Linked DNA regions of Homo sapiens: region 1 is linked to region 2. A link is a loop called in an ENCODE intact Hi-C map of the cell type or tissue named here. Cell type or tissue: Calu3. All regions are shown on one strand. Each heading gives the region's core, and the rest is flanking DNA. Links, peaks and the distances in the headings are about the cores only.

Region 1 (8,330 bases), core at 26-8,025, 220 kb after region 2:
ATGACCACAATCCTGACAACAATGATGGTTGCCATTTATCCACTTACTTAGAGCTTGACTCTGTCACATGCTGTAGAAGCACTAACTTAATTCCTGCAGTAAAGAATCATTTATCCCCATTCTATGGAAGGGAATCTGAGCCACAGAGTGGCTCACTCATTTGTCCAGGGCCACACAGCTCCTAAAAGACAAAGCCAGGACTCAAACCCAGGTCTGCCCGTCCCCCAACACCACTTTCTCTGATATCAGATACAGCATGGGTTCCCACCTCGCATTCATGCAGGACACCAGGTGAGGCCGCTGCCTCCTTCAGGAAGCAAGGTGGATGGGAGCAGTCATCCCAAGTGGGAGGGAAAGATATGAGATAAGAGGCCAAAACTGTTGGGAATGGAAACATCAGAATATCCTTGGCCCCCCTACGCAGTGGTCCCAGCCAAAGGAAGCAAAGCCACCAGGCTCCACCGCCTGAGACCACTCAGCTGTTGGGAGAAGATGGCAGAAGTACAGGGCTGGGGAGAGAGGGCCTGGATTCAGGCCGTCTCTGCACATCCTGAAGCCTCAGTTCACCTTCCTCTAACTGGGGTTACCATTGCCATGGCTTAAGGGTGGCTGCAAAGACCCAGGGAGGCGATGCCCCAGGACAGCACCTTCTGTCTGATAGCTTTCCAGCAAGAGGCTAAGGCCATATAACAGGAATTCTTTAAAGCCTTTAATTAAAAAGTTAAACATACTTAAAGAACGTAAATGATGCTGAGCTTTGCCCCACTCTCACTTCTTGGAAGCAGCCATTGCTAAGGCATTAGCACATAGCCGTCTCGACTTGCAGCCTTCACCTCCCGTGTGCACACTGCGGGCTGGTTCCCCTGTGCTTCCCATTCTGGGACTCACCTTTCCCCAGGATGACTCTCCTGCTCCTCTCTTCTCCCTCATTCTTTTTCAACAGCTGCAGAGAACTCTAAAAGCACAGAAGGGCCATGATTTATTTGGCCATTCCCTGCTTGGTGAGTATTTGGGTTGTTTCCAGTTTTTCTCCATTGCAGACAAAGCTTCACTAGGCAGCCTCAAACACACACCCCTGCACACACTCCCTGGTGCACACATGCCTTCCTGAGTCTAGATGCCTAGAGGTGGAGGATTGCAGACGAAGAGGGTGGGCACCATTTCATTTCTAAAGTAGGACAAGACAACTGAACATCCCCCCATGCCTCAAGATGGGGGCTCACAGGGCCAGTGACGAGGAAAGGCTCTGTCCCTTCATCACCAACACTTGTGCCTTTCTCTTCCTCTTCAGGTACAAGGTGACCTGCCAAAGCTCAGAGCTGGCCAAGGACATCCTGGTGCCCTCCTTTGACCCTAAGAATAAGCACTGTGTGTTTCAAGGTGACCTCCTGCTCTTCAGCTGTGCAGGCGCCCACCCCAGGCACCAGAGGGTCTGCCCCTGCCGGGACTTCATCAAGGGCCAGGTGGCTCTCTGCAAAGACTGCCTATAGCAGCTACCTGCTCAGCCCTGCACCATGCTGCTGGGGAAGACAGTGGCCCCAGCCCCGTCAGGCAGGGCCAGGGACAGAAGTCATGCAGGGACTCTGGCAAGAGCCTGAACTTTTTCGTAGAAGGTTCTGAATTGGCATTGCCCTTGCTGCACTCCGAGCAACCCAGTGGAGTCTTCACCAAAACAAAACAAGAGCGTATGTCAGGCCAGGAGCCTGGCTTGTCCCTGGCACAACATCATTTCTGTTTCTCAAGGAGCAACTGTGGGAAGACTGTCACTGCAGCTGCTCCAGGGCAAAAGAAAGTCTCAAGAGTCCTTTAAAACAAAACAGGAGGAATTGAGCTGATGGGAAAGAACTCTGAATGGGAATATTCCTAAACCCATTAACTTATTTATTCGGGTGGGAGGGAGGGGACCGCGGGAGGGAGAGGAGGGATTGATCACAGGCTTCTTTTATTTCCACTGTTAATCATCCACCTTCACTATACTGTTGTTCTGTCTGCTTTGGGCAGGGTGCAGGAGAGAGACCGTGTGCCGTGGGGCTGGTGGCCTGCTCAGGGACAGCCATGGGGACCTGGCAGCTCAAAACAGATGGCAGCAGAACAAAAGAAACTTTTGCTTTGGAAGCACAGCCAAACTCCCCAGGGCATCGTCATAGATGGCACCTAGAGCATGGGCTGCCTCAGTCAGGGGGACGTGCCTGTGTTGTCCAGAGAGCCCAGCCAGGGACGAAAAAGGAGATGAGGCCCCTTTCCTCCATGTCCCCATGCCCAGACACATACCTTGGCCGTAATTTCTTTTAGAATCCCTTTGGGAAGGAAATACAGGATTGAGGGATTTTGGAGTTTCTGGTAAACTCACCCTCCCTCCAGCCCCGCTATGAGGAGGAAAGTAGAGATGAAAGACTCACGCTGTTCATGGACTTGGAGAGGATTATCTTTGAGCCAAGATTTGGACAGGAGTGAAGTCGGTCCTTAAGAATTTGTGGCGCGACCGGAGCTGGGCTCCTGACAGGTGGGCTTGTGTTGTGTCCCCTCTGATGGCACCAAAGTCCAGGGAAGGGGGCTCTTGATGTCTGCTGGGGGAGTGGGGGCAGCTCAGGATGAATGCAGTGCCCTGTCCTGGCTACTCACCTGAGGGTGTAGCTCGCAAAGGTGGGAATCTGGTGCTGGCTTTTCCTTCAGGCAGGATCACTCTGACTTGTTGAGTAATCAGTCATCAGGTTGGCCTGGTCAGACACACTGGACCCCACCTTCCAAACCCTGGACCCCCCCATGCTCTGCCTTTGTATAAGTTCCCACCCCACTGAATCATTGCTGCCATGCTCTGTACAAGTTTGTAAGTTTCTGAAAAGCCCCTGACATCTCCATGCTGATGCAAGTGAGACCCCTTCTGCCTAATGTGAGCGGTTGGCGTCCTCCACTTGGCCTCTGCTGGGCGCCTCAGTCGCTCAATGATGTGCTCTGTGCCGGGGCTTCCAAGCACCCTTCCTGCTAACAGAGGGCGGCCCAGTGGAGCCTCCGCTGGGCAGAACTGATGGGCAAGGCGTAATGGCTGGTAGCTTTCAGAATGTGAGGGAAAGGAAGAATTCCGCTTCATGGGGACTAGAGTTAGTGTGGGGCCTTTAAGTCTGGGAAGTTACATTCTGCTTCTTTCTCAATTGCTACACAAATGTGCAGCCAGCCTTTTTTCTTAGGCCCACTGAGATCCCTGCTCAGTGCGTCTCAATTGTATCTCCAGTCTAAGAGGAGGGTGGGGGGCACCCGGGGCCTCCTCCACTCCTTAGGTGGCCCCCAAGCACATCTGCCAGGTAGAGTACCATGGGGAGGCCTCTGCCCTGAGCATCATCACAGGGGCGCCTCCAGACCTGGCTGAGAATAGCCTCTGCTTGGGCCTAGGAAGAAGGGCAGAAGTCCAAAGGAAACCTTGGTGAGTGAGTGTGTGTGTGTGTGTGTGTGTGTGTGTGTGTGTGTGTGTGTGTGTGTATGAGCCTGTGCATTTCTTTTAAGCAAGGGCAGTTTCCTGCAGTAGGAGGGCAGATGACTGGCATCCTTGCTGTAAGGAAGAGCTTTTTCCTTGTGAATGGGCCTCTTGGCTGTACCCTAGGGTGTGGGAATTTGCTAGAGTTCCCTGACCTGCAATCCCTGGGCCAGTGCCGCCCTCTCCTGGGCTCTTCCAGGAGCATTGAACACTGAGGATGTCAATGCAAGTATCTGACCAACAGGGGGAGCCTGCAGGCCGAGCAAAGTTTAACCCACTTAGCCACTGCTACTTAAGCAAGGAAGCTGAAAGGTAACCTTAGCCCTGCCTTGTGTTCCAAAAGCTGCAAGGATCATTTGCTGGCTGTCCCTAAGTTCAAGGCCTCCCTACCTTCCCCTTCTTTTCCAAGTCACAACCCGCCCTGCCCGGGCCAGACAGCCCAGAAGAACACTTTTCTGCCATTTAAAAATCCCTCTTTCATCCCCCCCAGTCCAGTATTGAGTGGAAGTGCGCCGGAGTTCCACTGACAGGGCAGCTGCTCTTGGAGCAAACAAGCCCACACTCCAGTTGTTTAGGGCATTATCTGAAGAGTCAGTGACCCCTGAATGTGTACTGGCTCCCAGGCCTCCTCAGACTTGGCCCAGGTCTAGTCAGTGATCCTGGAGAGGAAACTGGGGAGGGGGCTTCCAACTGCCCTGCATGGAAGAGGAGAGGAAGGTGCCCCTGTGTGGGCTGGAAGCCTGCGGAGGTTTTGCCATTGCTGATCTTGATAGAATCCTAAACCGATTTATAGCTGATAACAGTTCCATGGGGAGAGAAATCCTAAGTTATGATTAATGTTTTTCCCCGCTATAATATCTTGCCTGTTTTTTTGGATTATTTTCCCCATTGTGATCCTAAGCTCTTAAAAAACTTGAGGGAAAACATTCATCTAATTTACTAAAAGAGAAAGCTTTCCATTGAAAGGTAGATACTTTGAGGAGTAAAAAGACTTCTTTGAATGCTGGTAAACACCGCATTTATTTTGTGTATGCAGTTTGATTTGCACATGTATAAATGGAGATGCTTTTCATTTTTGTTTGGACTGGGTTTGTGTCACTGCTCATTACAGTTTGCTTTTTTGTGTGTTTGCTGTGCGTTTGGAGATATTAGTCAGTTTCTTTAGTGATATTTGTTTCCTTGATGTGCCTTTTCGTTTTTCTTTGGGGTTTTTGGAATCCGGATGCTGTTGAAGGGCAATAGCAGACTCCTCCAGCTAAGAGACAGGACATGTTCTTGAGCCACTGTAGCTGTTGAAGCTGGACACCAGACGCTCCCTATAACCCCCCCGCCAGGCCATAGCGTGTATGCATGTGCACTTCCACCCACAGAGGAGGGTGTGAAGCCTTGAGAACCTCAAGAAAGGGCTGGATTCTGCCATACCTTTGGGTCTACCTTGGGACTGCTGGTTGCCAACGTGTCAACCAGCCTGTGTTCCCTGCCACCCACGCACTTGCTGAGGTGTGGCTGAGGCAGAATCATGTGAATGGGTGCATCCAAGGAGTTCAGGGCCCTGCTTGGAGAAGAAATACTTTAGCATCATGAAAGGGAAAGAACGTGCACCCCTTTTTTGTTTCTTTAGTGAATGCAAGATTTAATAAAAGTGAATAATGAGCTTCCCCTTTGGGAGTGGAGCCCAGTGCAGCTCACTGACAGGGTTGACATCAGTATGATGTGTTGGACTGAAACTGTATGTCTGTAGGTAGGTGTGTGCCTTTTAGGGCAGACCACGGTGGCCACCCCATTTCTCCAAGGTGGTTTACCTAGCTTGTGTATATTAGACATTGCCACCCTCACCTCTGGCCAAAAATTCTTGATTTAAAAAGAAAAGTCTATTTTGTTAACGACAGGCTCTGTTGTATGTGTTACTATCCCAAGCCTGGATTATTTTATTTATTTAAAAGTATTTTAATTTCCATATTGGCTTTATTCTAATCCCATCCATCCCTGTGGAGCTGCAGAGCATCTTCATGTGAGTAGACGGATGGACATAAATAGATTCATGCTCATTTAGGAAGCTGGGAGTTTCGTGAAGCTGAGGGTGAGTTCCTGTGATTCTTGTTCGCTTCAACAAAAAGTGGGAGACCAAGTTTTTATAGCAAAAGACCAAATTAGCTGTAGAGTCTTGAATGCAGAAAAAAATTACCCTAGCTTTCTTAGCACTTAGGGTTTTGTGAGGATTCAGTGTTTAGCACAGTGCTTGGCACATAGTAAGCCCTAGTAAATGTTAAATATTGTTATTAGTGTTTCGTAAAACTTGAGAAATAGAGCTGAGCTCATTCCCTTCCTGTTGATTCAAAAATAATACCTACATGAAAACATGATTCCAAGTTGATTGAATGTTGTAGGAATTACTGGTTTAGAGTAGCCCAGTTCTCGGCCTACCCTGCTGGTTGGGATCTTACTGTATTCTTGAATGCACTGGTTTGAAAATATGCCAGACTTCAGCCCCCAAGGAAACAAGGCTGCAAGAATTTATGAACTCCAGCTGGAAAAGGTAAAGGTGACCTTTGGCTAGCCACATACTGGACCTTACCCCACTGACGTCTTTCAGAACATTCCAAGGGTTTTCCTCAAGGAACATTTTTGAGCTAGAAATTAAAATGGGTTCTCTGGCAGACTGCACCCCTTGAGTCAAAGTTAACAGTATTCCTTTGAATGCAATAATAGAGGCTTTTCTGCGTTAAGGGAGAAGGAATGACCAATTGAACTTACACATTCCCCAGGCAGGTCCCTTTGCCGGCCCCTACAGGCTGGGGTGGCCCCTCCTGTCCTCAGGGATCAGACTCCCAGACTGGTTAGTTCTGCATGTTTCCATCAAATTAAAGGTTATTCCCTGGCCGCCTCCTGGAGAAAACCAACCCCACCCTGCCAGCTGGGGGCAATGGGGCAGGGATTTTGGCCTCTCAGAACAGCTCCTAGAGGCTGCTCATGACTGAATGTTTTCCCAAATCACCTAAATATCGGTTTGCTTTTTGTTTTGGGGGAGAGGATTTAGCCTCTTACTTCCCTGATGGATTCAAAGTTTTATCTATCTCCTTATCTCCTGCCCTGTCTTGGCACAACTCTGGATAGATTGCAGGTGTGGAATTTGCTGGAGTTTGGTGACTTCGTCAAATTCCTTTGGATTCTGTTCCGCCAAATCAGCAGTCTCGTCCTGTGGATGCAGTGACTGGAATTTCCCATCTGCAAAGCATCTCTGTAGCCCAGATTTTGTGGAGCCTTAAGACACTCCCTCAATGCCACCCTGACCCCACGGCTGGAGAACCCTGTGCTTATGTGGTGGGCAGGGCCACTGTTGATGGAGGATGGCGGGGACGGGGTGGTGCTCAAAGGATCTGTGGTGCTGGAGGTCTACACGCCTCTCAGGACAGCGTGTCAGGAACCTCAGAGCAGCTTCACATCTGCCAAAGCTGAGAGGGAGCGAACTTGGGAAGCATTTTGCTCATTGTCCTACCCAAGTATTAATAGCATAATAGTTGATGCCAAAGGAGATGGTGACGTCCCTTCCACTGTAGTTGCTGTCACAACCTTGACGTCTTTAAGCTAATGGCCGTTTGCATCTGTGTCTTCAAACAGATCCTGGTTACAGCCATTTTGTGTGATTCACTTCGGGGGTTAAGTAATGCAGGATTCTGCAAACAAGGTGTCGCCGTCCAAATGTACTGTCCTGGCATAGAGAGCACTGCTTTGTTTTCCACTGTTGTAGAGAAAACTAGGGAGAACTTTATTTTTCAATAAACTTTTCTTGTGTGACAGGTGGAAGTGATTTTTGGGGGGGCGGGTGCATGCAGGGTCACCTCCAGAACAAAGCTGAGCTGCTGTCTAGGCGCGTCCCCAGCACACAGCTTCCCCCAGCTGTATTTCACGGTTTGCAGCACACTGTTGAAACGGCTGGTAGGAAGACAGGAAGGTATACTTAAGGAGTGGAGAGGGGAAGGTTTTACTACTGTGTATTCCTTCCCTTATATCACATCCACCACTACTCATGTTAGCGCACTCTCCTTGTGCTGCCTTCCCCTAGAAGGAAATTCAATTAGAAAGTGAACTGCTAGATTTTGAGAAAAATCTTTAAGAATGAGCTAATAAAAATAGCTCTATAAGGGGCTGAGCACCAGCGACCATTGGACCTAGAATAGATTTCTCCCTTTCAAGAGCAGCTTTTGAGCCAGGAAGCAGTGAGCCATGAGCAGCTGGTTAGGCAAATGCCCTGGAGACAGGGAAGGTTAGTCCATGCCCCACCCAACAGTTTGTCTGCAGATGACACTGGCCCTCATCTGCATGGCCTCTCTGAAGCTGGCGGGCCTCCTGGCTACGGCCCAAAATGGACACCCCACACAGTTCACAGAGCATGTTAGAACACAAGGGAAAGCCGAGTGCCTACATTTGGGCAACGCTACCAGTGTCACTTCCCCTCCCTGAGCTTCCATGATGTATATTAGACACAACGAGAAAACCAGCAGAAGAGAAACCTACAGGCTCCTACACTTCCCAATCTTTTTTTTCTTTAGTTCATGTTGTTACATATTAACATCCCTTGACGTATTCCTCAGTACTGCTGGGGAAGCAACCTGAAAGCATGGTACTGGACCAAGTTTCCATGACCTCACAGAACAAACTCCCTTCACTGGCGTGGAGGGGAGACAGGGCCCCAAAGCTGCAGCAAGGCCATGGAGCAGCTGTCCCTCGGTGCCAGGTGAGTGTGTGGCCCCTACCTGAGTGGTCAGAGAGGGCGGCCTGCACCACAGTCCTTCAGGGTCTCCACGTTCAGCACCCCTAGGCACAAGCTTCCCCTCCCAGGTCATCCTTCAGCCACAGCGGA
Region 2 (8,283 bases), core at 1-8,000:
ATAGCACTTTACATCTGTTAGGATGGCTGTCATCAAAAAGACAGATGGGAAAGATGGGGGAAGTGAAGGATAGGGAGAGATTTACTAAAACAGCAGCCCCCAAACTTTTTGGCACCAGGGACTGGTTTCATGGCGGATAATTTTTCCACGGATGAAGGGGTTGTTTTGGGATGAAACTGTTCCACCTCAGATCATCAGGCATTAGATTCTCATAAGGAGTGTGCCACCTGGATCCCTCACATGCACAGTTCACAACAGGGTTTGTGCTCCTATGAGAATCTAATGCAACCGCTGATATGACAGGAGGTGGAGCTCAGGTGGTAATGCTCACTTGCTGGCTGCTTGCCTCCTGCTGTGTGGCCCAGTTCCTAACAGGCCAAGGACTGGTACTGGTCCACTGCCTGGGGGTTGGGGACCCCTGTGTTAAAGGATACCAAATTACAGCTAGATAGGTGAAATAAGTTCTAGTGTTTCATACCACTGTAGGATGACTATAGTTAGCCATGATATATAGTTTCAAATAGGATATTGAACCTTGCCAACACAAATTGTAAATGTTTGAGATGATGGCTATGCAATTACCCTAATCTGCTCTTTATACATTCTATGTATTAAAACATCACTATGTACCCCTTGACTATGTACAATTATTTGTCAATTTAAAAAATTGTTAAAGAGACAAATAAGTGTTGGCAAGAATATGGTGAAATTGGAACCTTCATACACTGGTGGTAGGAATGTAAAATGGTGTAGCTACTGTGGAAAACATTTTAGCAGTTCCTCAAAATGTTAAATACAGAGTTATCATATGACCCAGTAATTCTACTCGTAGGTATATACTCAAGGGGAATGAAAACACACACACACACACACACACCCATCAAGTCATACACAAACGCTCATAGCAGTTTTATTCATAATAGTATCAATTGATGAATAGATCAACAAAATGTGATGCATCTATTCAATGGAATATTGTTTGGCTGTAAACAAAATGAAGCACTGATATGTGCTACAACATTGGACCTTGTGAAAGAAAGCTGTCAAAGAACACTGCATATTATGATTCTATTTATATCAAGTGTCCAGAATAGGCATATCTATAGAGACACCAAAGTAGAATGAGTGCTTGCTTAGAGCTGGAGTGGGGAGGAGGAGGGGTTAGGAGGTGGTAGCTAAAGGGTGTGGGTTTCTTTTGGGTATGATAAAATGTTATATGAAATTCTCTACAGCCACACTACCTTGAATGTGTCCAATCTGTTCTGATATTGGAAGCTAAGCAGAGTTGAGCCTGGTTGGCACTTATATGGGAGAAAAGTTATAAAGCTGATTGTTGTAATGCTTGTACAACTCTGAGCCCAGTAAAAACCATTATATTGTATATTTTAAGTTGGTTAATTGTATGGTATGTGAATTATATTTCAGTAAACTGTTACAAAAAGGGTTTATAACCTAGACAAATAATTATCAAATAAACTGCATTCCTCTGTGGTGGGTGGTAAATGCTTCCTGTGTAGCAATGTACAAATTCCTATGTCAAGATCTTCATAGGCTGTCTTGATGTCTTCTCATGTGGAATTCTTCCTTTCACTTTGGAACACCATTTCTTAAAGAGATTATGGCAAAGTGAAATAATTAGTTGCTTGATTTATTGATGGATGATTTCCCTCATTCACCCTCTGGAGTTCTTTTAATAGAAATGTTAGAAACCCAGACCCTCTAGAACCTGTGGGGAGCAGCTTGGTTGAGTAGCTCTCTACCCACTGGAGGTATTTGGGGAAAGATCACTGGGTTTGTGGCTGGCTGTGAAAATGATCAGACCAGGGCGGGGCCAAGTGGCTGACATGGCTGAGTAGTGGCTGGTCCTTCTTGCCTGCTGTGCCGAGTTGTCTGTCCCCTGGTACTTTACACCCAGTGAGTTGAGGAAGAAGGAATTACCTCTCTAGACAAAGATCGTTCTGTCTGCAATATATGATATAGTACTATTGCTCTGTGGAAGCTTCAGGCAGCCATCCTCCCTCACAAACCAGCTCCTCCATTTTCCTGTCTTGGTGAATGACATGTCACCTTTTCCTCAGCTGCCCAAGCTGGAAGCCTAGTGGTCATTCTATACTCCTCCTCCTCCTCCTCGTCTTCCCTCATTCCTTCCAGTTAGTCATTGCCCACTGTCCTGCTGATTTGACCTCTTAAGTATTTCTAGCATTTGGTTTCTTATTATGACTGGACTGCCACTACCCTGTTCAGGCCTTTATTGGACTCATTTCTCACCCGGATTTTCATGAGCCACCCTTCAAACCCATCCTCTACACAGCAGCCAATATCAAATATGGTGGCCTCAGCACTGTTAAATGTCTTCAGTGATTTACCTGCCATTTGGTGGTGGTTCTTACTCAACAGGGGAGGAGTTTCAGATCATCTAGGAACCAGAACCCTTTTCAAAGTATTTAGGTGTATATCCTATTCTGGACCCATTAGCTGAAGAGGGGCCTTGGGAAAGGGCTTCTACATCTTGAAAAATCTCCCCAAACAGGATGATACCCAATAAGTAATGCTTAGAAAACAATTTATTTTGAAATAATTTCACAGGAAGTTGTAAAAACAGTACAAAGAGACCCACGGACCCATCCTTCCCCAGATTTCATGCTCTGTTACAATACCAAACCAGGAAGTTGATACTAACAGGTTACTGTTAATAGACCACAGACCTATGTAATGTTTTTTTAATGCCCATTTTTCTTGTTAGGTTGGAGTGTGGCACTTCCTGCTAACCTGAGATGTTAGATTATTTCTTAACTGGTGCACATTTTCATTTAAGAATGGCATGGGTCTTCTTGATTCTGTGGGTGGTGGTTGTTATGGTGTGTTATGGTGTGTCTTCTTGTATGTACATGTGTGTGAGATATTGGTGGCAATTACCAGTTTTTCCTTGCAGAGTGAATTATATCCCCAAAGAGTTTGCCAAGAATACATTTGAGTAATGTAATTCTGTCTAGTGACCTAAGGTCATAACTTTCTTAAGTTAAAAAGTTAAAACTGCCACAACAGGTTTTATGCTAGAAGAATAGTATAGACATTGATTCTTCTTGAATCCAAGATTCAGTTAGCTTAAAATGATGTCATCGTGAGTTGTTTTCCAGGTATGTGTAAATCTGACTTTGTTTTTTGTAGATTGTAAAATATAAGGGTACAGGGCTGGTTCTGTGTTTTATTTTGTTTTCTGTACTTGTTTTATTCATAAGTCTAAAATATAGTGTCTACCAGGGAATGGCTCTATGCAATGAATCACAGTGTAGTTTTGCTTTGAGAGATGGGGTATTACTATGGGTCATAATGAATTCAGTGGAATGGATTTCAGACTTTTAGGTGCTGACCCAGAAAATTCTTTGAAGTAGCAATCTTTACCAATGCTAGGAATTGGGCTAGTCTGCTTTGCTTCCTCATCAAAACTGATGGACAAGATAGAAAATGCCTTTTTATCAGTTACAGTAACATTTTGCTGACACTTGGTGCATTTTTTTTATGTGTTTCACACAGATATGCTTACATCCTTTGAGAAAAGGAACTGAAGGGAAGAAAGAAAACCACAACTGCTTTAGAATAAAACTAGGTCAGCAAAGGCAGATCTTAATGTATTTAGATCAGGCAGAAGGCTAGGTCCTTCCACCTTACTCACAGAGGCCTCTGGGGCTCATTGTAGGAGTCATGAGACTTCTCCAGTAACTCTCATCAAGGATCGGTCACTAGACTAGGCCCTTTGCAAATTTAAACCCTGCAGGTAGACATTTTACAGATAAGGAAACTGGATCTTCATTTCTGTAACTTCAAGAGGGCACAGGGCTGGCTTATGTCAGTGCAGAGATTTTAATCTGAATCTAATTCCCAAGCCTCTCTGCCACACCAGATTGCCTCTCTATTCATGCACAACACTCTAGGTTTGACTCTGGCTCTCTTGAATAATTCCGAAGCAGACTTCTAAGAGAGGATTGCAAAGGCCAACTTCTTTCACAGCTGAGAAGCTGCCTTCTGAGGTGTATCTCTGAGTGGAGAAATCAGAACGCTAGATGCTATGTCCTTTCATGATGGGTAATAATCTCATTAGAGCAGGGAGACTTTGTGGTCTAAAGAGAGAAGGAAACAGTCAGTTGAAAGTTGCTCATGTGTTTCATTTTTCTGTGTTTCTCATACTTTGTTATTGATGTGATGAAGTAGTTGGGGGCTGAGAAGGAAGCCGGGGATTGGGGGCAGGGGTTGGTGGGAGTCAAGACTTACAGGTTCTTCCAAGAGACTCCTAGAGCAGTGATGCCTATAGTTTGCAAGGGCACCACCAGCAGCCATCTTTATTAACCAAGGGGGCTACAAGGACTTTTCCCAACAGATATTAAGTAGTTAGTTCACAGAAAGATTTGAATCTCTTCCTTCAAGAAGTTTGAGTCTCAACAGGGAGCAGATCATAAAGCTAAAAGTCAAATGTATGTATATATCAAGAATTATAAGACTATGGGGGTCCATACATAAGACACAGCAATGTGGCTCTGTCCTTCAACTAGGGTGACCAACGGGGACAAGTTTGTTCACCCTACCTTGACAGTCTTTGTGGCCCTGGGCAAGTCACTTAGGCTTTCTGGATTCTGAGGCCTGCTTCTCTCTCACCAGGTGCTTTTAAATTCCCTTCGTTTCTTGGGATTAGCAATAAGGTGTGACTAAGTCACAAGCTTGTGTTGGGTGGTGAATGAGGGCTGGAAGCCAGTGCTCAGAATCCTTTGAAAGTGATTAGCAGAAGTCAATATTTGAGAACAATACCAGCTGCTGTTTAGAAAGTCCAGAATAGTTGAGCAATTAGGATAAAGTAACAGACACCTGTCATGAGGTGGACTGAGCAGGTGAGTGAGATTGTAAACTGCCTTCAATTCAAGGTCTTGTATATTTGCCTCAGTCTTTTTATAAGACTCCCCAGCTTCAAGTGCTTAGGGTGGTGGTTGTAAGGAAGGTTGCAGATGCGTTTTATTTGGACCACCAGAATTTTTTTTTTAATCTAAATTAGCACCAGCATTTAAGAATACACAGATTTGACCAAAACTCTGGGTTTCTGGCTTCTTTGGAAAATTGGAAGATCTAGCTAACCCAGGCTGTCTTAGCTCAAGTTGTCTGGTGGTTAGAGCTGAGAAGTGGCTGCCCTATCAGAGGGGTGCCTGGTCTTTGGTTCAACACAGCCCCTGTCTCCCCTGCCATGCTCCCCGACCTCATACCTGTTTCTCTTCCCTCAGTACCCTTCTACCCACTTATCTGCCTGGGAAGGTGGTTATCTTAGATCAATAGTTCTCAACTCTGACTGCACCTTAGAGTCTCTTGGGATTGCTTTAAATTATACTGCTTTCCTGGCCCTGTGTAGACCAATTGAATTATGATCTTGGGGAGGGCTACCATTTGTATTTAAAACGTCTTCCAACATGATCGTGATACCCAGTGAGGGTTGAGAAACGAGTACCTCAGCTTGATCCTTGGGTGGGTTTTGATGGAGAGAGAGAAGAGCCACAGAGCAGAGGAATTGAGGAAAATAACCTAACCCAATCGACAGGGCCGGTAACACCATGAGCTAAATGTTAACTGAACACCCTGGGAAAAATCAGGGCACTTTAAAAAAATGAATATCCAAATGGTGTATTCATGGCACGTTTTGCTAAGGTATTAATAAACTCTCCCCACCCCAGATCCTGCTGTACTGCTGTAGGGATTTAAATCATTGTAATAATAATAGGGGTTTTTTTTTTTTGCATGGAGTGATTATAGAAGTATTTTTAATGGGCTTATAAATCTAGTGGTCATGAGAGGCAAGTGACATAGATTTAGTGTATTTGAGGCAAGGGATAAAAGGGGAGGGGGCACAGTCAAATTAGCTTTGGTTTTCTGTTTTGCATAATGACTTCATTCATCTATAATTCTCACTGTAACTCAGTTTCTGTCTTGCTCCCCCTCCCCTTCCTACCACGATCACATTCTAGGCTGTGAGTGTCATCATTCTGAAGTAGTGAAAACATCCAAGTAGCTGGAAAATACAGACCTGTTTTTCTCAGTTAAGTTGAAAATGGAAGAGCCTCAGACACCACCTATTTCTGCTGCTTAATTTTATGGGCATACAAAACCAAAGTTTTGAGATGTGGCTTGTTCAAAGCTCTGCCCCTAGCCCTGTAACTCTGCGCAGTGTTCAGAGTTGTTCTTCACGGGTCCCATGACTGCAGAGAAAGCTTGGAGCTTGCAGGCAGTGGTTCCAGGAACTTCTTTTTCTTCACCTTTTATTCCTGGTGTTTAGCCTGGACCTTGAGATTAGTTGGAGAGATATGAAGGGATGAGACCCAGTTTAGGCCACAGGATCTCCATGAAACCTCTTGAGGCTTCTCTGCAGCCCAAAAGAGTCTCTGATATGGTTTGGCTGTGTCCCCACCCAAATCTCATCTTAGTAGTTCCCATAATCCACATGTGTCGTGGGAGGTAATTTAATCACAGAGACGGTTACCCTTATGCTGTTCTCATGATAGTGAGTTCTTACAAGATCTAATGGTTTTATAGGGACCTTCCCCCCCCTTTTGCTTGGCACTTCTTGCTGCCACCATGTGAAGAAGGACATGTTTGCTTCCCCTTCCCTGAGGCCTTGGCAGCCATGCTGAACTGTGAGTCAAACCTCTTTCCTTTATAAATTACCCAGTCTCGGGTATGTCTTTATTAGCAGTGTGAGAACAGACTAATACAGGGACACGCCAATAGGGCCCCTGATTTCAGCATGTTCTGGCTGCTCTGTGGGAGTGGTGGTGGGTGTGTGCATGGTTGGAGGATGTTTCTAAGTGCAGGGACTCTGTCTTGTACCCTCAGTGTTTTCTCCTCAAAACTTTAGCATCATTGGGAGCACCCAGTAAGCCCCTTCCATGAATATTTGTCTGATGAGGTTGCAACTCTCTAGTTGGCCTCTTATCACCCTTTTATATAGTTTTCATCCTGTGGAAGATACTCTAATGTCACTTTAATATAATTGCAAGAGAAAAATAGTAAGATTTGATATCTTTCTAAACTAACAAATGTGCTAGTAATCTCTCCTTTTCCTCAGGATAGCCTTTGCAAGTTTGAGGTAGGTAGGATAGGTAGGTTATGTAGAAGGAGTATATGTGTGTGTGTGTGTGTGTGTGTGTGCGCGTGTGTGTGAATTTTTACCCTCTTGGTCTGTACTTGGCTGCTGAGCCCTAAAAGAATTGTTTTGCTCACTGCCTAAATTTTACTTGTGCCTCCTAATGTCTCTGAAATTAAGTCCCTCGTGTGAGACTTCCCACTCAGCCATTCTGGATTCTACTCTCTGTCATGGGAGGCAAGACACCTCCTAGCAGAGATGCTCCACTGGCTGGGGGAAGGATATAAGTAAATGTTTGCAGAATAATCTGGGAAGTTTTCTTTTTAAATTTCCAGATATAAACCAAACCTGCAATGACAAAAGCAGTACTGGGGGAGGAGGATAAAGGAGAAACTGCTTTTTGAAACATTCCCCAGGTGGGAATTCATAATACCTACCTGGCTCATTTGAAAATAGCTGACTAGCAGAGTTTCCTGGATGAAATGGGGCAGAAAGCCTATCACTCAAAGGAACTCAACTTATATAAATGATTTAATTCTTTTTTTTTTTTTTTTGAGATGGAGTCTTGCTCTGTCGCCCAGGTTGGAGTGCAGTTTTTGTTTTTGTTTTTTTTTTTTTTGAGATGGAGTCTTGCTCTGTCGCCCAGGTTGGAGTGCAGTTTTTGTTTTTGTTTTTTTTTTTTTTGAGATGGAGTCTTGCTCTGTCACTCAGGTTGGAGTGCAGTGGTGCGATCTTGGCTCACCGCAGCCTCTGCCTCCTGGGTTCAAGCAATTCTCCTGCCTCAGCCTCCTGAGTAGCTGGGATTACAGACGTGTGCTACCACGCTCAGCTAATTTTTGTATTTTTAGTAGAGATGGTGTTTCACCATGTTGGCCAGGCTGATCTCCAACTCCTGACCTTGTGATCCGCCCACCTTGACCTCCCAAAGTGCTGGGATTACAGGCGTGAGCCACTGCGCCCGGCCTCCTTTTTTTCTTTTTCTAGACTTGTTCCATTTATTCATTTCATAAGTTTGGAGACCTTCTAAGCGTGAAGCTCTCTGAGAGGTACTGAGGCACTAGAGAACACTGATTAAAGAGCCTGATGCCCAGTCTACAACAGCTGTACTACCTGGTAGCTGTGTGACATTGAACAGATTGCTTAGTTCTTTGTGCCTCAATTTTCCCTAC

The links. A loop is a pair of places that touch in the nucleus more often than their neighbours do. Peaks named below come from ENCODE experiments on the same cell type or tissue, not always from the same donor. Only the 100,000 strongest peaks of a DNase experiment are listed, where the experiment ranks them.
Region 1: a loop joins it to region 2, with 3 times the contacts of the local background. A loop is called at or near these places in 6 of 110 quality-filtered maps.

What each region holds. Positions count from the first base shown.
Region 1 is chr2:134,447,358-134,455,687 of GRCh38, forward strand. MGAT5 (alpha-1,6-mannosylglycoprotein 6-beta-N-acetylglucosaminyltransferase) reads left to right here. Exons shown (of 16, transcript NM_002410.5): 16 at 1,292-7,264. The coding sequence ends at 1,490. Among named protein-coding and RNA genes, the nearest start is that of MGAT5, 200 kb to the left of the region's middle. In Calu3, for the core only: a CTCF peak has its summit at 3,685; a DNase peak (open chromatin) is centred at 3,664.
Region 2 is chr2:134,229,971-134,238,253 of GRCh38, forward strand. It overlaps a transcript of MGAT5 not described here and the pseudogene RNA5SP104. Among named protein-coding and RNA genes, the nearest start is that of MGAT5, 20 kb to the right of the region's middle. In Calu3, for the core only: no CTCF peak of the experiment used is centred there; a DNase peak (open chromatin) is centred at 4,731.